Regions from separate parts of the Homo sapiens genome. Here region 2 is linked to region 1. A link is a contact called in ENCODE Hi-C data. All regions are on one chromosome and are shown on one strand. The core of a region is the stretch at or near the end of the contact, and the rest is flanking DNA. Distances in the headings are between cores, read along the strand shown. Region 1 has its middle 220 kb from the start of LINC02077. Region 2 has its middle 92 kb from the start of LINC02077.

What was found. A loop is a pair of places that touch in the nucleus more often than their neighbours do. Pooled maps may share reads with other maps.
Region 2: a map of PC-3 shows a loop between it and region 1 (7-fold over the local background). The contact joins two enhancer-like sites. A Hi-C loop is called at or near these places in 4 of 168 maps with a recorded cell type or tissue (Calu3, PC-3, PC-9 and 1 more) and 3 of 50 pooled maps.

The regions. Positions count from the first base shown.
Region 1 is chr3:77,822,756-77,827,396 of GRCh38, forward strand. No RefSeq gene overlaps it. Among named protein-coding and RNA genes, the nearest start is that of LINC02077, 220 kb to the right of the region's middle. Within about 2 kb of position 2,681, at least 6 of the 41 ENCODE cell types and tissues checked have a DNase peak (open chromatin) inside an H3K27ac peak, as active enhancers do; they include PC-3 and mammary epithelial cell, where a contact is called at or near this core.
Region 2 is chr3:78,138,744-78,143,384 of GRCh38, forward strand. No RefSeq gene overlaps it. Among named protein-coding and RNA genes, the nearest start is that of LINC02077, 92 kb to the left of the region's middle. Within about 2 kb of position 2,693, at least 3 of the 41 ENCODE cell types and tissues checked have a DNase peak (open chromatin) inside an H3K27ac peak, as active enhancers do; they include PC-3 and mammary epithelial cell, where a contact is called at or near this core.

The DNA.
Region 1 (4,641 bases), core at 1,431-3,930:
TTTTGGCAGGGTCTTCAGGGTTTTCAAGGTATAAAATCATATTATTTCTTTATTTCGCCTGATTGCTTTGGCTGTGACTTCCAGTCCTATGTTAAGTAGGAGTGGTGAGAGTGGGCATCCTTGTCTTTTTCCAATTTCAAGGGGAATGCTTCCAGCTTTTGCCCATTCAGTATGATGTTGGCCGTAGTTTTGTTGTAGATTATTCCTATTATTTTTAGGTATGTTAATTCAATGCCTAGCCTGTTGTGAGTTTCTATTTTGCAGGGATATTGGATTTTATAGAAATATTTTTGTGCATCTACTGATATTATCATAGGTTTTTTGCTTTAAATTTTGCTTAAGTGGTGAATCACATTTATTGATTTGTGTATTTTGAACCAGCCGTGCATCCCAGAAATAAAGCCTACTCGACTGCGTTGTATTAACTCTTTGACGTGCTGCTGGATGCAGTTTGATACTATTTTGTTGAGGATTTTTCTGTCTATGTTCATCAAAGATATTGGCCTGAAGTTTTCTTTTTTGGTTGTGTCTCTGTCACGAAATATGACAGAACGCATGTTTTCTGGTTGTTGTGTGAAGTGTTCTGTGAATGTCTACTAGATCCATCTGGTCAGGTGTTATGTTTAAGTCCAGAGTTTCTTTGTTAGTTTTCTGCCTCACTAATCTTTAATGCTGTCAGTGGGGTGCTGAAGTCTTCCACTATCATTGTGTGGCTAAGTCTTTTTGTAGATCAAGAAGAAGCTGTTTTATGAAATTGCGTAGTCCAATGTTGGGTGCATGTGTATTTAGGATAGTTAAGTTTTCTTGTTGGATTGTACCCTTTATCATTATGTAATGCCCTTCTTTGTTTTCTTAATTGTTAGAGGTTTAAAGTCTGTTTTATCTAACGTAAGAATAGTGACTCCTGCTCTTTTTGTTTTTTTTTTTTTTAGAGGATAGATCTTTTTTTTCAACATTTACTTTGAGCCTCTGAGATCATTACATGTGAGATGGATCTTTTGAAGATAGCAGATAGTTGGGTCTTGTCTTTTATCCAGCTTGCCACTCTATGTCTTTTACACGAAGCCACTTGTCCATTTAAATTCAAACTTAGTTTTAATAAATGAGATATTGATCCTGTCATCATGTTTTTAGCTGGTTGTTATGCAGACTTGGTTGTGTAGTTTCTCAATAGTGTCTGTGAACTATGTGCTTACGTGAGTATTTGTGGCAGCAGGTTTCAAATTTCTTTTGATTCCATGTTTAACAGTCCCTTGAGGACCTCTAGTAAGCCTGGTCTAGTGGAAACAAATTCCCTTAACATTTGCTTGCCTGGAAGGATTTTATTTCTCTTTCACTTATGAAGCTTAGTTTGGCAGGGTATGAAATTCTTCTTTGGGATTTCTTTTCTTTAAGGATGCTGAAAATAGGTCCCCAGTGTCTTCTGGCTTGTAAAGTTTCTGCTGAAAGGTTCACTGCCAGTCTGATGAGGTTCCCTTTGTACATCACCTGATCCTTCTCTAGCTGCCTTTAAGAGTTTTTCTTTGCATTGATCTCGGTGAATCTGATGACTATGTGTTTTGGGGATGGTCATCTTCTACAGTATCTAGGAGGGGTTCTCTATATTTCTTGAATTTACCCCTCAATCTCTCCTATGAGATTAGGGAGATTTTTTTTTGGGTGGACTGTATCCTAAAATATATTTTCCAAGTTATTCTCTCTCCTTCTTTTTCAGGGATGCTAGTGAGTCACAAAATTGGTATCTTAATATAATCCCATATTTATTGGAGATTTTGTTCATTTTGTAAAAAAAATTTATCTTTGTCTGCTTGAGTTGATTTGAGCTTCTGGTTGGTCTTTGAGCTTTAAGATTCTTTCCTTGGATTGGTCTATTCTGCTGTTAATACTTCTGATTTTATTCTGAAATTCTTGTAGTGAGTATTTCAGCTCAAGAAGTTTAGTTTGGGTCTTTCTTAAAACGACTATTTTGTTTTTCAACTCTTGAATTGTTTTATTGGATTGCTTGCCTTCCTTGGATTGGGTTTCAACTTTCTTCTAGATCTTGTTGAGCTTCCTTGCCATCCAGATTCTGAATTCCATGTCTGCCATTTCAGTAATTTCAGACTAAGAACCCACTGCTGCGGAGCTAGTGGGCTCATTTTTGAGGTAAGGGGATACTCTGGCATTTTGAATTGCCAGAGTTCTTGTGCTGATTTTTTCTCTTCTGTAGGGGGTGGGGGGGATTGTTTCCTTTAACTGTGGCACAAACTGAGTATAGTCAGCTAGTTTCATTCTGGAAGTTTTCAAAGAAATATTGTTTCTTTGCATGCTGTTACATTCTTGCTTTTGGTTTTGCAGGAGAGTGAATTAGCAATTTTTTTTTTATGCCATAGGTTGGGCTGTGATCCACTAGATGATGCCTGAGAGCAATGGACAGTAAATAGGCTCTTACTCAGCCATGTGGCTCCTTTGTGTATCCTCATCTTTGCAGCTGTGCTTTGTGGTGTGAAGTGGAGAGAGGTGACTCCTCCATTACTTCCACTCCTGGGCCTTGGGGGAGCTACCTCTGATCACTAACATTGTGCCCATGTTTTGTTGTTTTTGTTGTTAGGTGTTTTAGGCCATGCGACTCCCTCAGACAGTGGTTCAGCTGGGAGAGATTGGCCACACGCTTACCAGAACAGCCCTGTGGAGAGAGGCATGCCCAGTTCCCACACCAGCCCATGAACCTGTGTGACTCACTCCTCTCAGTTTTCTGAGAATGTGAGTTTCTCCACTCAAGTGCTGGGAACAGATCCTGGTTTGGCACTCCAGAGATATGAGTCACAGCCTTGGGGCACCAGGATCTGCTCATGGCTTCCTCCTCTGAACTCTCAGAGTTGGGTTCCAGGTGCATGGGAGATCTGAGGGGCTTCCAGGCTGCTGGAATGCACTGAGGTGGAGCCAAACACCCAGGCTGGGCAGCAGAGGCTGCACTGTGTACACACACCTGTGAGGCAGCCAGCCAGGAGCACTGGGAGGGGCTGGCAGGCAGGCCTGCAAGACAGATGTGCCCTAGTCCTGTGGGTAATTTGGCCCTGCTTTCTCCTGTTCTGGTGGTGAGCTAGGGCCAGAGCCTCTCAGAGGGAGATGGGCAGCCATGGAGGTTGGGCGTCTATGGCCAGGCTCCATCAGAGCTATCCTGTGCACAAAAGTCCCTGGCTCCATGCCTACTCAAGCCCATCTCCGTGTAATCTCTGGGGAGATCCTCCTTCAAGCTCAAACGTTTTTTGAGGGAGTGGCATCCCCTGTAGCTAAGATCCCAGAGGTTTATATCAAGAGTCAGTTACCTGGTCCCTACACTCATTCTTTCCCCAGGGGCTGTTCAGGGCTGGGAGCAAGCCCTAGTGTTCAGGCACCTCACACAGAGTTACCAGCTTCCTCTCTCTTCAGCTTCAGCATCTGCATCTCCATCCACGTTTGGTGTTTTCTCTCTGAAGATCTGTTCAAATTACATTGGTTTAGTTGAAATCCTGGTTTGTCTAAGTGGGAGTGGCACTTCCCAGCTGTGTCTGGTTGCCTATCTTGAAACTCCCCCATATGAATTTTAGAATAGTTTTATTTAATTCTTTGAAAAATGATGTTGGCAGTTTGACAGAAATAGCATCGAATCTGTCGGTTACATTGGGCAGTATGGCTATTTTAATAATATTGGTTCTTCCAATCCATGAGCATGGAATGTTTTTCCATTTGTTTGTGTCATGTCTTATTTCTTTCAGTAGTGTTTTGCAGTTCTCTTTGGAAAGATCTTTTACCTCTTGGGTTAGATGTATTCCTATGTATTTTACTTTTTTCCTGGTTATTTTAAGTGGGATTGTTTCTTTGATTTGGCTTACAGCCTGAACATTATTGGTGAATAGAAATGCTACAGATTTTGTATATTGATTTTGTATTTGAAACTTTACTGAAGTCTTCTTTATCAGCTCACAGAGCCTTTTGGTGGAGCCTTTAGCGTTTTCTAGGTATAAATCATATTGTCGGCAAACAGAGATAGTTTCAGTTCTTTTTCTATTAGGATGCCTTTTTTTTCCCTTACCTGATTGCTCTGGGTAGGACTCTGTAATTTATTTTTGATGTATTATCTCATCACAGATTGTAATCTTCTAAAGGGCAGGGATAGAAAATATTTTTTCTTTTCTTGATATACCAGCTTCATAAGGAACTGAAGAAATGTAGTAACATTGACAGAAATAACCCATTCACACGGCCTCTTATCATAATGATTAAAAACAAATATACCAGAAACTTCTATGTTTCATGCAACCATATTGTCAAAGAAATCACAATCCTTTGCCTCAACGAGGTATGACACTTAAATTTACAAAGGAATCTCTGGGCCTTTGAAATTGCAATGGTAAGAAGTGAGCCATGCATACAGGACAGCCCCCAAGAAAGTCACACTGTTCAGTGCTCATCTCAGATATGGCAAGAGATCTTAGGCAAGCAGAATTCTCCCAGGATCTCCTGGATCCTGAGAGCCAGGCCCTCTGAGGAAAATGAATAGGGGATTGCCTATCCAAGAAATCACTCAGGGACCCTCAGACTGGCTAATGAAGGAACATATTCCACTGCTGGAGCCAGACCTCAGGCGATTTCTATTAGGTGACATTTGACTACTATGTT
Region 2 (4,641 bases), core at 1,443-3,942, 320 kb after region 1:
GAAATTCTGCAATAAAAATTACGAATGACAATAAAAATAGACAAAAGATTTAAGCAAACACTTCAGAAAGGAAGATGCATAAGTGGCCAATGAACACGTGAAAAAGTGCCCAACATCATTAATCATGAGGGAAATGCAAATTAAACTACAGTGAAATGTCACTATGTATGCATTAGAATAGTTAAGATGAAAAAAAAAAAGATTGGCAATGCCAAAATATTGGTGAGGATGTGATACAACCAGGTCCATTGCTGTTAGAGATGGAAAATGATAGAACCATTGTTTATTTTATGTCTTTCATTTAAAATGACATCTTTCAAATATGGAAAAATTGAGAGAGATCTGATAAACATAATGTCCAATATAAGCATGAGTAGAAATAATATAGGTTAGTATAAAGAAATGTGGTGAATTACATATAATTAGTTTTATTTTAAAATATCTAGTTCAATGCTACAGTTGAAATGACTCCTTCTAGTTCAGATGAGAGGTTCTACTCAAACTAGATGTAAAAGCAATGTGAGCTTAACTCCTCTGATAAAGCAAAATTGATGTCATCAAGTATTATGTGGCTCTATTTATCTCCGTGGAATGACTCATATTTTAAAATATTTCCTTTACTGACCTCAGTAAGGAACAGTTGATCATTTTCTCCTTCATCACTCACTTTAAAGAGGGCCTTCTGGGTACTCTCCTGAGTTGCTAGTGCTTGATAGTCTGAGAAAACAGCAAAAAGACATACTGATATCCAGTTTTTCCGTAAGTATATAGCCTTAAGTAGCCAATTAACTGAAATCACCACTACTGGATTAATTTCTTACGCTTAAGGTATTTTCTCCAAAGAGAGCTTGTTCAAATAAATATATATTTCAAGATATGAAAGAAACATGAAATAATTAAAAAGTCTTAAGTGGCAAGTTTCACATCGAAAGAAGACTTGGATATTTTCTATATTCTCCTTGGAGATAGGGAAGAATACACTGACAAAAATTTGAAAGAAACATCTTATGCTCTCATTGCTGGATGGAAAAAGAACCATAAAACTAATATTTTCATATCCTTAAGAAAAAGGAAAAGAAAAGTGGGTTAACAAGAGAATTAGTATTTATCTGTCACGAACTCCAAATAAAGGATTTTATATACTTTCTAATTGATGTACTATCTCATTTCTGTATCCACAGCATTTCTAAGAAAAACTTATGGTCCTCAATATACAGAAAAAGAATTTGTACCTTCTAAATTCATTTGCTTACTAAGGCAAGAATTGGCAGAATTCTGATTTCTGTTATTTCTACTACATAAGCTCCTCCAATGTCTATATCTTCTAGCTGTATCCAGGAAACTCAAATCTTAGTTGTGAGAACTGGTTAACTATAGAAAATACACTTGTGGTTTCTGAAAAGACTATAAATGTAATCTGAGATTCTATTTCATAAAAGCAAGAAAAGGAAAGCAAATAAAACAAAAAGACAGACAACTGAGAATAATAGTGGAAAAATGTACTGTTGGACCATTGTCAGATCAGGAGATTATATTCTATCATATTTTTTCTTTATGATTTATATATATATAAATTAAATATATATGTGATATTAAAACATATCTCAGTAGTTTGGAGATAATTTTCTAAAGAATGAAAGAATTATGGTCTCTGGTATAGCTTCAACACACTTAACTGAACAGACTCTTACATTTGGTATATAAACCTGTGTTATCATCTAGTGGTAAAGTGTTAGAAATACAGACACAGACTCCCTGAATCCCCAGAAGAAGCTAATTCATGAATCCAGAAAATACAGCATATCATACAAACAATGTGGTCTAATTGCATTCAGCTTGGTTCTCAAATATATACAGATAAAGTTGGATCACAGTGGAGCTTGATAAAAGCTTAAGTCTGTGCATTTAATGTTCCGCGGAGGTGCGAATAATGCTACCTTCAGAGCTGGGTGGGAAAAGTTTTATTACTTTTATTTAAATTGTAAACAATAGTTAAGAAATAGCTTTCCTGATTAAGCACTGGAAAACCACAAAGCCTATGAAATATTGATGCCAAAAAACATGCCCAAAAATGAAAGTGGGAAATTAAAAATAATGGACTATTACTTAGATACAAGTGCTATTCTTTCCTAAGAAGAGGAAAACACTGCCAACATGGTATAATAGACTTGGTCTTTCTCCTGGTATTTCCCTAAAATTCTGATGAGAAGGAACACTGATAAGATGCAAAAATATCAGAAGGTACACTGTGGCACATAAGTCCATGAATGCAGTTTCTTTTGGATCAGGAATGAATATAAGAGACTAAGATAGGAAATGGGTACATTATCAATCCTTCCCACACACATTCTTTCAGCACCTGTCATATCAGTCTCTCTATAAGTTACAAGAGCTAAAGCAAATAAGTAAAGATCTAATGGGGGAAGAATTGACATACAATTACAATCCAAAATAAATGGCATGATAAAGACCTGCACAACGTCTGTGAGCAACAAAGAAAGAGTAAAAAACTGAAATTGGGAGCAAAGAGAAGCTTATGAAAGAGGTACTAATTGAACTTGGCATTGAATTATGAGTAAGGACTTAACAGCTATCTGAGATGGAGAAGATCAGAGGCCTAGAAACATTAAAAAAGCTGCTCTGCTTGAAAAACAGTAAGAAGCTTGAAGACGGCAAGCTCATGCGTGATGTTGCAGTAGAAAATCCTGGGCAGTCAGAGAGTCATAGGTGATGTGCAATAGGTGGAATGTGGAAATGACTAACAGAGAAGATATTTAGGGAGCAAGAAGTCCATCTAAAACACAAGCTATTGACTTATTGTACGGTTTGTTTTGATATTTTTGTAATTTTATTTGTCATCAATTTAAAGGGACAAACTTTTAGAAGTTAAACTCCTTGGAAACATTTTGTCTATTTTGGTCAGTGCTTAATTCCTCAATGCTTAGAAAAGTACCTGGCACATAGCAGCAGCTGAATGAATATGTAAATATTTGTAAATGAAAACTTAAAAACATTCAGTAAATATTTATTGAGCCCTTGATGTGTGCTGGCACTGTAACATATATTAGGCATGTTGACCTTTTGCCCAAGAAGATTAAGTTAAAGATAAATTATAACTGGTGACAAACATGCTTTCTCAAATGCCTGGGAAATCTACCAGAAGGGCCCTATTCAATATAGTAGCCAATAACCACATGAGGCTCTTGATCACTTGAAATGTGTCTATTCCAATTTGAGACGTGCCGTAAGTATAAAAGTCACACAAGATTTTGAAAGCTTGGTGCAAACAAAGAGAATAAAAATATCTCAGCAAACTATTTTGTATTGATTGCATGTGGAAATGATAATATTAAATGTACTGTCTTAAATAAAATATCTCATTAAAAGTAATTTACCCCTTTCTTTTTACTATATATGTGGTTGCTAAAAAAATGTAAAATTACATACATACCTTGCTTTATATTTCTACCAGACAGTGCTCTGCTAAAAATCAAGGATTGAACTATTATTCTCAAAGTATGGGTTGAAAAGCCTCTTTACATTTAATTTTCAGACTATATTAATTTTGAATGCTGAGGCTACAGATGAATTTGCTAAACAATTTGAGTGACTTAAGTGAGTTGTACAATTAAGAACAACTGTACTCAATTCTATAGGAAGTAACCTAATTCAATACTTGATGATTCAGGCACAGATATAGAGAACCAATCTTGAGCCTTCACAAAGCTTAAGATTTCTTGCTGACTGGAGGGAAAGTAAGAAACTTTCAATAGCTTTTTCTGCAGGTATTCAGATTTGACCTAGTGCCCCAGTTTATAAATGGAATCAATTTCTTTGTGAAGTTCCACTACTTTCTGGATGCAGGAAAATAGCGCAAGCGCTGAAATGGCAGAATTGGAGAATATGATCTACGCTGCTAGACCTCTCTGTCAGAGCTGTATGATTGTGACCCCGTGTGTGCTTCCTGACGGAAAATGTTTTCCCCTGGGCCAACTCTGCTGCCAGAAATTTCAGAATACTATTTGAGGTGTGTGCATTCATGTGAAATAGCAGTATTGTGAAAATTCAACTTGGAAATTCTATGCATTATGGAACCAGTAATCAAATAGATGAGGAAGAAATGGGGATGCTGGAGCATGGCTAACAGCAGGGTTGGCTGGACAATGTTATTCTGGTCTAGAAAAGTTATGAAGGAGCTTTATCTAGGATGAACAAATAACTGTTTAAAGAGGGTGTAGACTCACTCAAGGCATTTGCAAGAGAGAAGGAATCAGAAATCCAACAAATTGCAATGTAACATGAGAAAAAATATTGGTAGATGATCTAGTTCTTAAAACTCTTCCTGTCAGTGCAAAAATTGAGTTCACACATGGTCAACATTCAATCTGAATTTCAGGCAGGAAATTCACTGTTGGTTCACTGTAGTTATTAATGGTATTTGCCAAATAGTCCCAGTTCTCTCCACTTCCTGACACATAATAGGATTTTATTTCCTGGCAATCTTGTGGTTTGATGGAAACATGTGATTAACTGTATCCAACAATTTGTGTGTATTAGTCCCTTTTGAGAGAGAGCATTTTATTATCAATTCAAGCTTGTCAATACTACGTGGAATCTAAGATCCACAATAAGCTGAGTCAC